Regions from separate parts of the Homo sapiens genome. Here region 2 is linked to region 1. The links are chromatin loops, found by intact Hi-C in ENCODE. Cell type or tissue: Calu3. All regions are shown on one strand.

Evidence for each region. Hi-C counts contacts between places; a loop is a spot of excess contacts. Peaks named below come from ENCODE experiments on the same cell type or tissue, not always from the same donor. Only the 100,000 strongest peaks of a DNase experiment are listed, where the experiment ranks them.
Region 2: a loop joins it to region 1, with 10 times the contacts of the local background. A loop is called at or near these places in 85 of 110 quality-filtered maps.

Annotation. Positions count from the first base shown.
Region 1 is chr7:85,039,168-85,044,167 of GRCh38, reverse strand. It overlaps SEMA3D (semaphorin 3D), which reads left to right. Exons shown (of 19, transcript NM_001384900.1): 10 at 1,883-1,997; 11 at 3,426-3,495. Among named protein-coding and RNA genes, the nearest start is that of SEMA3D, 150 kb to the left of the region's middle. In Calu3, no CTCF peak of the experiment used is centred here; a DNase peak (open chromatin) is centred at 2,357.
Region 2 is chr7:85,552,283-85,557,282 of GRCh38, reverse strand. No RefSeq gene overlaps it. Among named protein-coding and RNA genes, the nearest start is that of LINC00972, 130 kb to the right of the region's middle. In Calu3, no CTCF peak of the experiment used is centred here; a DNase peak (open chromatin) is centred at 2,822.

The sequences.
Region 1 (5,000 bases):
AAAGTTTCTAGATATTCAGACTTGAAACTTAACAGTTAACTTCTCATTAACTTTACAGAACATAGATTGAAGGATAAATGATTTTATATAATTTATACTTAAATATAAATAAATTATTGGAAAAGATGGCTTCAATAGTAATTTAAATAAATTAGTCTTATTATAAGCACAGCAGAGCTAGTTGGGTTAAATGAATGAAAAATCATGCTTATTCAGTGTTCACAGGTGTATTAGTCTGTTTTCACGCTTCTGATAAAGACATACTAGAAACTGGGGAATTTATTAAAAAAAATAGGTTTAATTGGACTCACAGTTTCACATGCCTGTGGAGGCCTCACATTCATAGCGGAAGGCAAGGAGGAGCAAGTCACATCTTACCTGGATGGCAGCAGGCAAGGAGAGCTTATGCAGGGCAACTCCTGTTTTTAAAACCATCAGATCTCGTGAGACCCATTCACTATCACGAGAACAGCATGGGAAAGACCCGCCTCCATAATTCAATCATCTCCCACAGAGTCCCTCCCACAACATGTGGGAATTATGGGAGCTACAAGATGAGATTTGGGTCGGGACACAGAGCCAAACCATATCAACAGGTATATATTAATTTAAAAATGAGGACATAAATTTTTATGCTGAATTATTGAATAGTGTAATTCTGTTTATCGTGTAATTGATTTAAGTGTTTATGTTTTACTAAATGCTTAAAGAACATTTTTAATGAACCATTTCAGAGTAAAAATAAAGTATGGAAAATATAGATAAATATTCTTTAAAAGATTTGTTTTTGTTTTTGTTTTGTTTGCTTTTGAGACAGGGTTTTGCTCTGCCACCCAGGCTGGAATCAGTGGCACAAACATGGCTCACTGCAGCCTCAACCCCCTGGGCTTAAGTGATCTTCCTCCTTCAGCCTCCTGAATAGCGGGGATTACAGGGACACCCCACCACACATGACTGAATTTTTAAAATTTTTGTAGAGATGAGATCCCACTATGTTGACCATACTGGTCTCGAACTACTGGGTTCAGCTGATCCTCCTGCCTCAGCCTCCCAAAGTGCTGTGATTATAGGCAAAAGGATGGTTTTTATATGTGTATTATTACGCATATGTTTATGTTGCATGGATGTTTAATTAGTAAGACATTAAATTTGGAAAAGACTTTTAAGCCTATAAAGAGACATATTGCTAAAGGTTGCAAATATTGTTTTTAATCCTATAAATAATATACAAGCCAGTACCAGCATTCATTGAACTCAAGTTGCCTGAGACTATGCTAAGCATTTTATAGACTTTTTTTCCCCATTTACTCATCAAACCAACCATATTTCAGCTGGGTTCAGTGGTATGCACCTGTAGTATCAGCTACTTAGGAGGCTAATGTGGAAGGATTACTTGAGCCCAGGAGTTTGAGGCAATGATCTTGCCTGTGAATAATTACTGCGCTCCAGCTTGGACAACATAGAAAGACTTCATCTCTGAAAAACAACAACAAAAATTAACTAACCGTATTTCAAGAGATTTATCATTTTTATCAGTGAGAAAACAGAGACTTAAAAAAAATAGTCTCTTGCAGGTCATGAAGCAAAAAATTGGCAGGTGGGATTTGATTTCAAGCTGCCTTTACCATTGCCTTGTATGCATCTACTCATCCAATAGAGCTGAACTGCTTGTATTTAATTCATTTAACTATGAGAAAAACATTTAATATTGAGGGCTAATACTGTCTTTTTCCTTATTTTAAAGTTCAAGGACTCAATATCTGGGTTCAGTGTCTTTGTAAACAATGACATCAATAAGACACTACCTGTAATAGCCACCAGTTTTAGTGAGTGGTAGAATTGTGTTGATAAATATTTATCTTTATTTTTTTTTTCATGTCAGAATGATGTAGGAGGACAACGCAGCCTGATAAACAAGTGGACGACTTTTCTTAAGGCCAGACTGATTTGCTCAATTCCTGGAAGTGATGGGGCAGATACTTACTTTGATGAGCTTCGTAAGTTCCTTCTTTCCTTCTTTCTTGGAAAGGCCTTACTGCCTAATTAAGTAACTTGGCATTTATTTCCCTTTGGCTCCAAATGCCTGATTAATTTTACCTGAGCAAACCTTACAGGAGTGGTTCTTACTAAAATTCACACGCAAAGTACACGGAAGTGCTCTAGGTCTGGGCACACGTCATAATGCAGTAACTCTTCTCTTTGTAAGAGTCCTCAAAGTAAGTGAAGGAAACAAAACTACAGCAAGACACAGAAAGGTGTGAGCTCTGGAACTACACAGTTCATCCATTCTCCATGCAGTCTTTCATTTTGAAAGGAGCCACCTTCTATAGGTAGGAAAATCTTGGATTCCTTATTCCACGGGTGCCCTCTGCTGGCAAGTACAGGAGATTTGGTGAACACTGTCCCTCCGACTTGTTAATGAAAGAATAATCAGAAGCAGTAGACAGCTTCTTCTATTTCACTTCTCCTCTTCACTCCCTCAAAAACTCCTTCCAAGTCCTACAATGATTTTTTTCTTTTTTGTTTATGTATAATGTTAGCATCATTAGCTTTTAGCTTCTTGAACTTGTTCTTATTTTTGCCATGTAATGTAAAAATGATAATCTATATCATGGAATTATTTCATCAGTATTGTGTATTTTCCAACTTAAAGTATACATTGAGTAATCGTGGATGACCTCTCCTATTGTATGTAAGCACATTCACATCTTAATCTTTTAAAGAATATTATTTGCACATAACTTACTGTCAATACGGCACTAATTTGGGGGTAGCTATTTTCTTATTGTTACCAAATAGGTAAATGAGGTCAGGTGTGGTGGCTCACACCTGAAATCCCAGCACTTTGGGAGGCCGAGGTGTTTGGACCACTTGAGGTCAGGAGTTTAAGACCAGCCTGGCCAACATGGCGAAACCCTATCTCTACTAAAAATAAAAAAAAAAATTAGCCGGGCTGGTGGTGGGCACCTGTAATCCTAGATACTAGGGAGGCTGAGGCAGGAGAATTGCTTGAACCCAGGAGGGAGAGGTTGCAGTGGGCAGAGATTGTGCCACTGCATTCCAGCCTGGGTGACACAGCAAGACTCCATCAAAAAAAAAAAAAAAGGCAAATTAATTACTAAGTTGACACAATTATAGGACAGAATTTTTTTACACTAGAGGGTAAAAATTACTTATTTTTTGGTTTATATTTTCTATGAAATCAGATTTCCAATTGGAAACTACCTTGGAGATTATCAATTGTACCATACCATACATAGTCATTGAGAAAAAACAATCTTATATTTGATTTCTCAAGGCATAATATAGTGCCTCTGTTAATCGTATAAACTGTTTAGATTTTCAGAGTTTCAGTTGTGTTATTAACAAAAAAGCAATGTAATACTGAAAAATAAGAGTAAATATTTATTTTTCCCCTTTAATAGAAGATATTTATTTACTCCCCACAAGAGATGAAAGAAATCCTGTAGTATATGGAGTCTTTACTACAACCAGGTATGTTCAACAAAATGCTTTTAATGCTTCAGAGAATTGTATATGTATGCAAGCCAATATAGTTATAGGATCTTTTTGTCCCTGCGTTTGTAGTAGCATATCGTAAACTTTTTTTTTCATTTTACCTTTTCACTTAGTGTTCCTTAAAAATCATTTAATATCAGTGTAAAAAATTCTTTTTTTTCTTTTTAAGCCAGTATAGCATTAGCTATAATGATTACCACAAGTTATTTAACCACTCCTCTGAACATGGACATTTCTGTTATTTCCAAATGCCTACTGTTGCATATAATGCTTCAGTGACTAAACTTGTGCATATACCTTCCCCATAGGAACAAACGTATCTGTGAGATAAAGTCCCAAAATAAATTTTCTGTGTATAAAAGGCATATGCAGGCTGGGCTCACCAGCTCACTCCTATAATCCCAGCACTTTGGGAGTCCAAGGGGAGGATGGCTTGAGCCCAGGAGTTCAAGACCAGCCTGGACAACATAGTGAGACCCAGTCTCTACAAAAAGTAAATAAAAAAATAGCTGGGCATGGAGGCACATGCCTGTAGTCCCAGCTACTCAGAAGGCTGAGGTCAGAGGATTGTTTAAGCCTGGAAGGTAGAGGCTGCAGTGAGCCATGATGGTACCACTGCACTCCAGCCTGGGTGACACAGCGAGACCCTGTCACCAAAAAAAAAAAAAAAAAAAAAAAAGTGTTTGCGTATATATTAATCATAGTAAGTATTTACATGATATGTGTTGTCATAGTGATAGTACTAAGGAAATACGTGGATAAATGGTTAAGTTCATTGGTAAGGCTATAATCATGAGATGGGACACTCTTAACCTTTAAAACATCATCACATGCTGTCCTATTATCATTTCCCAGTTACCCTACAAAGACAGGTGTGGCTGTTATGACTATTTCACTGCTTTACTAATTTAGGCAAAGAATGTTTTCATCACTTGCTCAAAGAGGAGCGGACTATTAGTAGTAAAAATAAAACTGAAAGTGAAGACAATTTCATGTTTTCTACTCCTGTATTTCTGTCTTCTTTTTGCATAATGCTTTCCTGTACTTATCATTGAGACCTTCCGACTTCCTTAAAAGTTGTACTAGCATCGGTGGGCACGATGGCTCATGCCTGTAAATCCCAGTACTTTGGGAGACCAAGGCGGGTGGATCATCTGAGGTCAGGAATTTGAGACCAGCCTCCCCAGCATGGTGAAACTCCATCTCTACTAAAAATACAAAAAATTAGCCAGGTGTGGTTGCGGGCGCCTGTAATCCTAGCTACTCAGGAGGCCGAGGCAGGAGAATCACTTGAACTTGAAAGGCGGAGGTTGCAGGTTGTGCCATTGCACTCCAGCCCCGGCAACAAGAGCAAAACTCTGTCTCAAACAAAACAAAACAAGTTGTACTAGCATCTGTGAAACTTTCTCAAAGAATATGGGGGCCCCACAGACTTAATTTTATTTAATATTCAGTAACTTAAATTTGACTATGTTCAAAGC
Region 2 (5,000 bases), 510 kb before region 1:
GTCAAAATAATGGGGCTTCACATCTGAACACATGCGGTGATGGACAAAAAAAAAAAAAGAAAAATAATGGTAAATCTAAGATTGTATTTCTTCTAAGTAACTTAAAAATACTATTTTATTTTTAATATAAGCAAGCAGATGAGGAAAATAATAAAGTTGAGGAAATAATGAGATCACACTGAGTTTGGGTTATTGACTTTGCCCTACTGGAAGCCTTCTCTGATTTTGATCGACAAAACTCCCTACATTTTCCTGGGTTTCCTCAGCACTACGACATGTTTCAATCACATCATTTATCACATTGTGCTTGAAATAATGTGTACATAACCAATGGTGTGCTAGTGTCAACTTTTACAAATTTGCAAAAGCTAACTATGCACATTTCCTTCCCAATCCCTACTTCAATGACTTCAGTTTGGTAGCCTAAAACCTGTCATGGTGGGAGCATTAACACCAAAAATATTGGCAAATGCTTCAAATCAGGCTCTCTCTTTTCCCTGAAGAGGTGATTGCTAAACACCTGTCAGCATATCCCTATGTTTAACTTGTTTCTTCTTAGACTATAAGCTTTTTAAGAGCATAGCTTGGGCCTTACCCATACATGTACTCTCCTTGTGGTGCAAGTATGACAATGGATGGTGGTTTCATTGAATTTTTAAAAAATGTCTGTTGAATTAACAATCAGAGAAAAACATTCAACATAAGGTTGAAAATGTGGTTTGGAGTTTACTTTTGAGAACATAACATGAGCTATGTATGGACATGGTCATAGTTAACTTCGAGAAAAGAAGAAAATAACACATATGTGTAATGTGCCTTAAAGCTTGTGCAGCTATTTCATTTATATGTCAAAATTCAGGAGAAAAATCTTCTTAACATGGAATTTATTTATATTATAATAATCTTAGAGTCTACCAATATGTGGTTTATGGAACCATCTGGAGATCATGACAAAGGAGCTTTAACTTAGGTCCATTTGAACAAAAACAGCATCATATTATGTAGATAAGCATAATAGTAAGGTAGATGAAGTTTACCTCTGCTTCTCCCTTCAGGATCACACTGTCTTCTCAGTATTCTATGACACCTGATCATATGAAATAATATAAGTTATTTAAATGCACAACTCATAATACCTATAGATTTCTACAGAGAAATTCAATTTTAAGTGTATAAAGCTATGTTTACTTTGAATAAAGGAGTAGGCATCTAAAGGTGGGGTTTCAAATTAGTGAGCTAGGTAAAAGGATAATCAGAGCATAGGATTTCACTGGTCCTAAGCCTGACTACAGGTAGCTGGTCACTCTTTACATCATTTCATAAGATGAGGTACATCTGGACATACTAGAAAATTCAAGGTTCTAAATCATACTTGTTCCTTGATACAACCAAATTCCTTTATCCTAAAACAGCTCAACAACACAAAGAACAATTATATTGGCCAAATAAAAATTGAGCGCATTCAATAAAGCAAAACATTTTGTACTGTACTTTGTATTTATTTAAGTGATATATTTATTATCACTCTAAAGGCATAAAAATAAAATCATATTAGTTATAAATTTAACTGGTCATCTTTATTGAAAAGCAAATATGATATCCTGACTGTCCCAGAAAATAAAAAACATATGGTTACTATAAATATGATTAAGTCTTACTTTGTGCTTTTCAGCGCGGCATGGTGAAACAAATCAGGTTTCTCATCCTTCTAACATCATTTGTGTCTCTAAAATCTATGTAAATGGATACGCATTAGGGGACACCATTCAGAATTTAAGCGACAGTCTTTTCAAAAAATGAATTAATATGTCTTTTTTAGAAATTGCTTTGTCTTCTAAATATATGTTTTTAAAATGTCTTTGTTGTTTTATTAGTTATTAAATCACTAGAATCTACTTGGAAATGATTTCTTGTATTTGTATTAGGTAATAGCATAGGTATCATCATCCTAGACATGTTTTCAACATTTTTTCCTCCCTAATTTAAATCTATACTGCATAACTTTTTTGAAATGTCCACATAATTTTTCATTTTAGGCCTTTACTGATTGTGTGTACTATCATGACTACGTATTTTAATTGTTCAATTTTGTGTTTTTAAATAGCTGCCGGTCGTGTGTGTTTTCGTCACATAAAGCCCTTTATAATTAAGTGTAGGATCACAATTAGATTTATTGCAAAATAACAAAAATGTTTGCTGTTTTTAGAAAGTCACAATTTCCAATTTCTAAGTCAGCCAGTTTGGAGGACAAGTTTAATTTAACAATGACGTTGTCTAATATTTCACAATATTCAGTGATCTATTTATAATCCACTTATCAGCTTTGTGTCCTTGAATTCATCTTTAAGAAGGGGATTTTCCAGTAAATGCACCATAATGCTGCTGTAAGGATGGAAAGAGATAATTAATGTAGTTGGGATATAATACACCCTCCATATTAACAGCAGCTATAATTAAGAATGTCATATGTTTTTAACTTTAATTAATTTGTAAACTAAGTCATAAAAATGATAAAAAGACTGTTACAAATTACTTAGTCAGTGTATTTATAAAAAGTTGACCATATATTTCACTAGTATTGCTTGCTTTTGTTTCAAAAAGTTGATTCAATTAAACTACAAAACCCTGTATAAAAGCCTCCATTATCATCATAAGTATTCACTTGAATCTAGGTGTTGACACCAGTGCATTTCTCTAATTATTAACAGAAAGAATGATTAAAATCCAAAGCTGAGTCATTGGGCTTTTGAAACAACCAGTCCTTTGAAAAATCAGGATTTAGGACTTTTTGTGGGCTGATATTTACACAGTTACCAGCAGGTGGCAGTATGTATATGAAAGTGTGTCGTAAATAATGCAACTTGCAGGTTACTGGCTATTACTAACCAAGAGATGTGCATGCACTTAAAAACACTATTTACAGGGGAAATCATGGGTTTCTAACTGCTTTGAAATTCCTTGTTATTATCTTACCATGTCCCTCAAGGAAGACTATATGGTTGTCACTTGTGAACTGCATGAAATCTTAAATCTAGCCAAGGTCCAGCTTTCCAGGGAGGTCAGAGTTACTGGCTGACCTTGGCTTGACACTTCTCTGTCACTTATGATAATACAGCCTGTTTAACTATGAGATTTTCTAAGATACACTCTCATAAATAATTATTTGTTGAGGAGTTCTTCAGTCTGCACATATGCAGACAGTGCTATGCTGTGCCATCCATAGCAGACAGGGCTATATTGAAAACATGAATAAGAAAGGATGAAAATAAAAGCAGAGAAAAAAATTCTAATGTAGATTATTAAGACTTACTAAACGATAAAATTATATTTTTTTCAGCCAACTGGGAGAAAGTATAATCTTGTTGTAAAATTTAATATGGAAGTATATATGGAACTCCACATTTTTCTTTTTTTATCTTGCCACTCTTGTCTTTAAAACCTATGTATGAAGGTCAGAGGTCACTTATCATAGTAGTTCGCCCTCCCTGGTTTCCCTGGTCATGACTATGGCTTTTGCAGAAGATGTGTCAGCTAAATGGTGATAGAGATTTCTAGACCAGGCAGGGTTGGTAACTATCAGTGACTGAAAATATGGAGCACTGGTGAGTGGTGTGGAGAAGGCAAGAAGTACTTGAGGAAGCAGTGGCAATGGAGGAGGTCCTTGCTATTTACACTGAATTTATGAAAGTTTCCTTTTCCTTTTTTCTCCTAAGAAAAAGTACTTACCTGCATGTTTTTATATTATATCTTGCATATTTTGTTTAAAATATGAATATGCTTGTGTGCATCTGTGTAAATAGGCAAGGAGAGAGTAAAAAGGAAAGTGGCATTAAAAATTTATCATTTTCCCTGAAAATTTATTTTGCAGTTTAGAGTCATAAATATTTTGTGAATTCTTAACCTCAATGAAAATCTGAGATACAAAGCATTCTGAAAAAAACATGTAACTTACTTACTGATTCCTCTGTTCAAGAAAGAAGGCCATATAGTAGCTGTGTTTCTAGGTGTTTGAGGAACTACCACACTGTTCTCCATTGTGGCTGTACTAGTTTTCATTCCCACCAATAATGTATAAGAGTTCACTTTCCTCTGCATCCTTGCCAGCATTTTTTGTCTTTTTGATAATAGCTATTCTAAATGGAATGAGATGATACCTTATTGTGGTTTTGAATTGCGTTTCCCTGATGATTCGTGATGTTGAGTATTTTTGTAAATATTTTTTGGCCATTTGTATGCCTTCTTTTGAGAAATATCTGTTTACATCATTTGCCCATTTTTTAAAGTTTAACTTTTATTTTAAGTTCAGGTTTGTTATATTGGTAAACTTGTGCCATGTAGAGTTTGTTGTACAGATTATTTTGTCACCCAGGTATTAAGCCTAGAATTCTTTATCAATTTTTCCTGATCCTCTCCCTCCTCCTATCCTCCACCATCCAATAGGCCCCAGGGTGTGTTGTTCTCTTCTGTGTGTCCATGTATTCTCATCATATAGCTCCTACTTATAAGTGAGAACATGCAGTATTTGGTTTTCTGTTCAGTGTTAGTTTGATAAGGGTAATGACCCCCAGCTCCATCCATGTTTCTTCAAAAAGATATGATCTTGTTTTTTTATGGCTGCTTAATATTCCATGGTATATATGTATCATATTTTCTTTATCCAGTTTGTTATTGATGAACATTTAGGTTGATTCCATGTCTTAGATATTGTGACTAGTGCTACAATGAACACATGCTTGCATGTGTCTTTATGATAGAATGACTTATATTCTTTGGGTATATACCCAGTTATGGGATTGCTGGGTCGAATGGTATTTCCGTTTTTAGGTCTTTGAGGAATTGCCACACTGTCTTCCACAATGGTTGAACTAATTTACACTGTGACCAACCGTGTATAAGCATTCTTTACTCCACAACCTTGCCATCATCTGTTATTTTTTGACTTTTTAATAATAGCTATTCTGACTGGTGTGAGATGGTATCCCATTGGGGTTTTGATATGC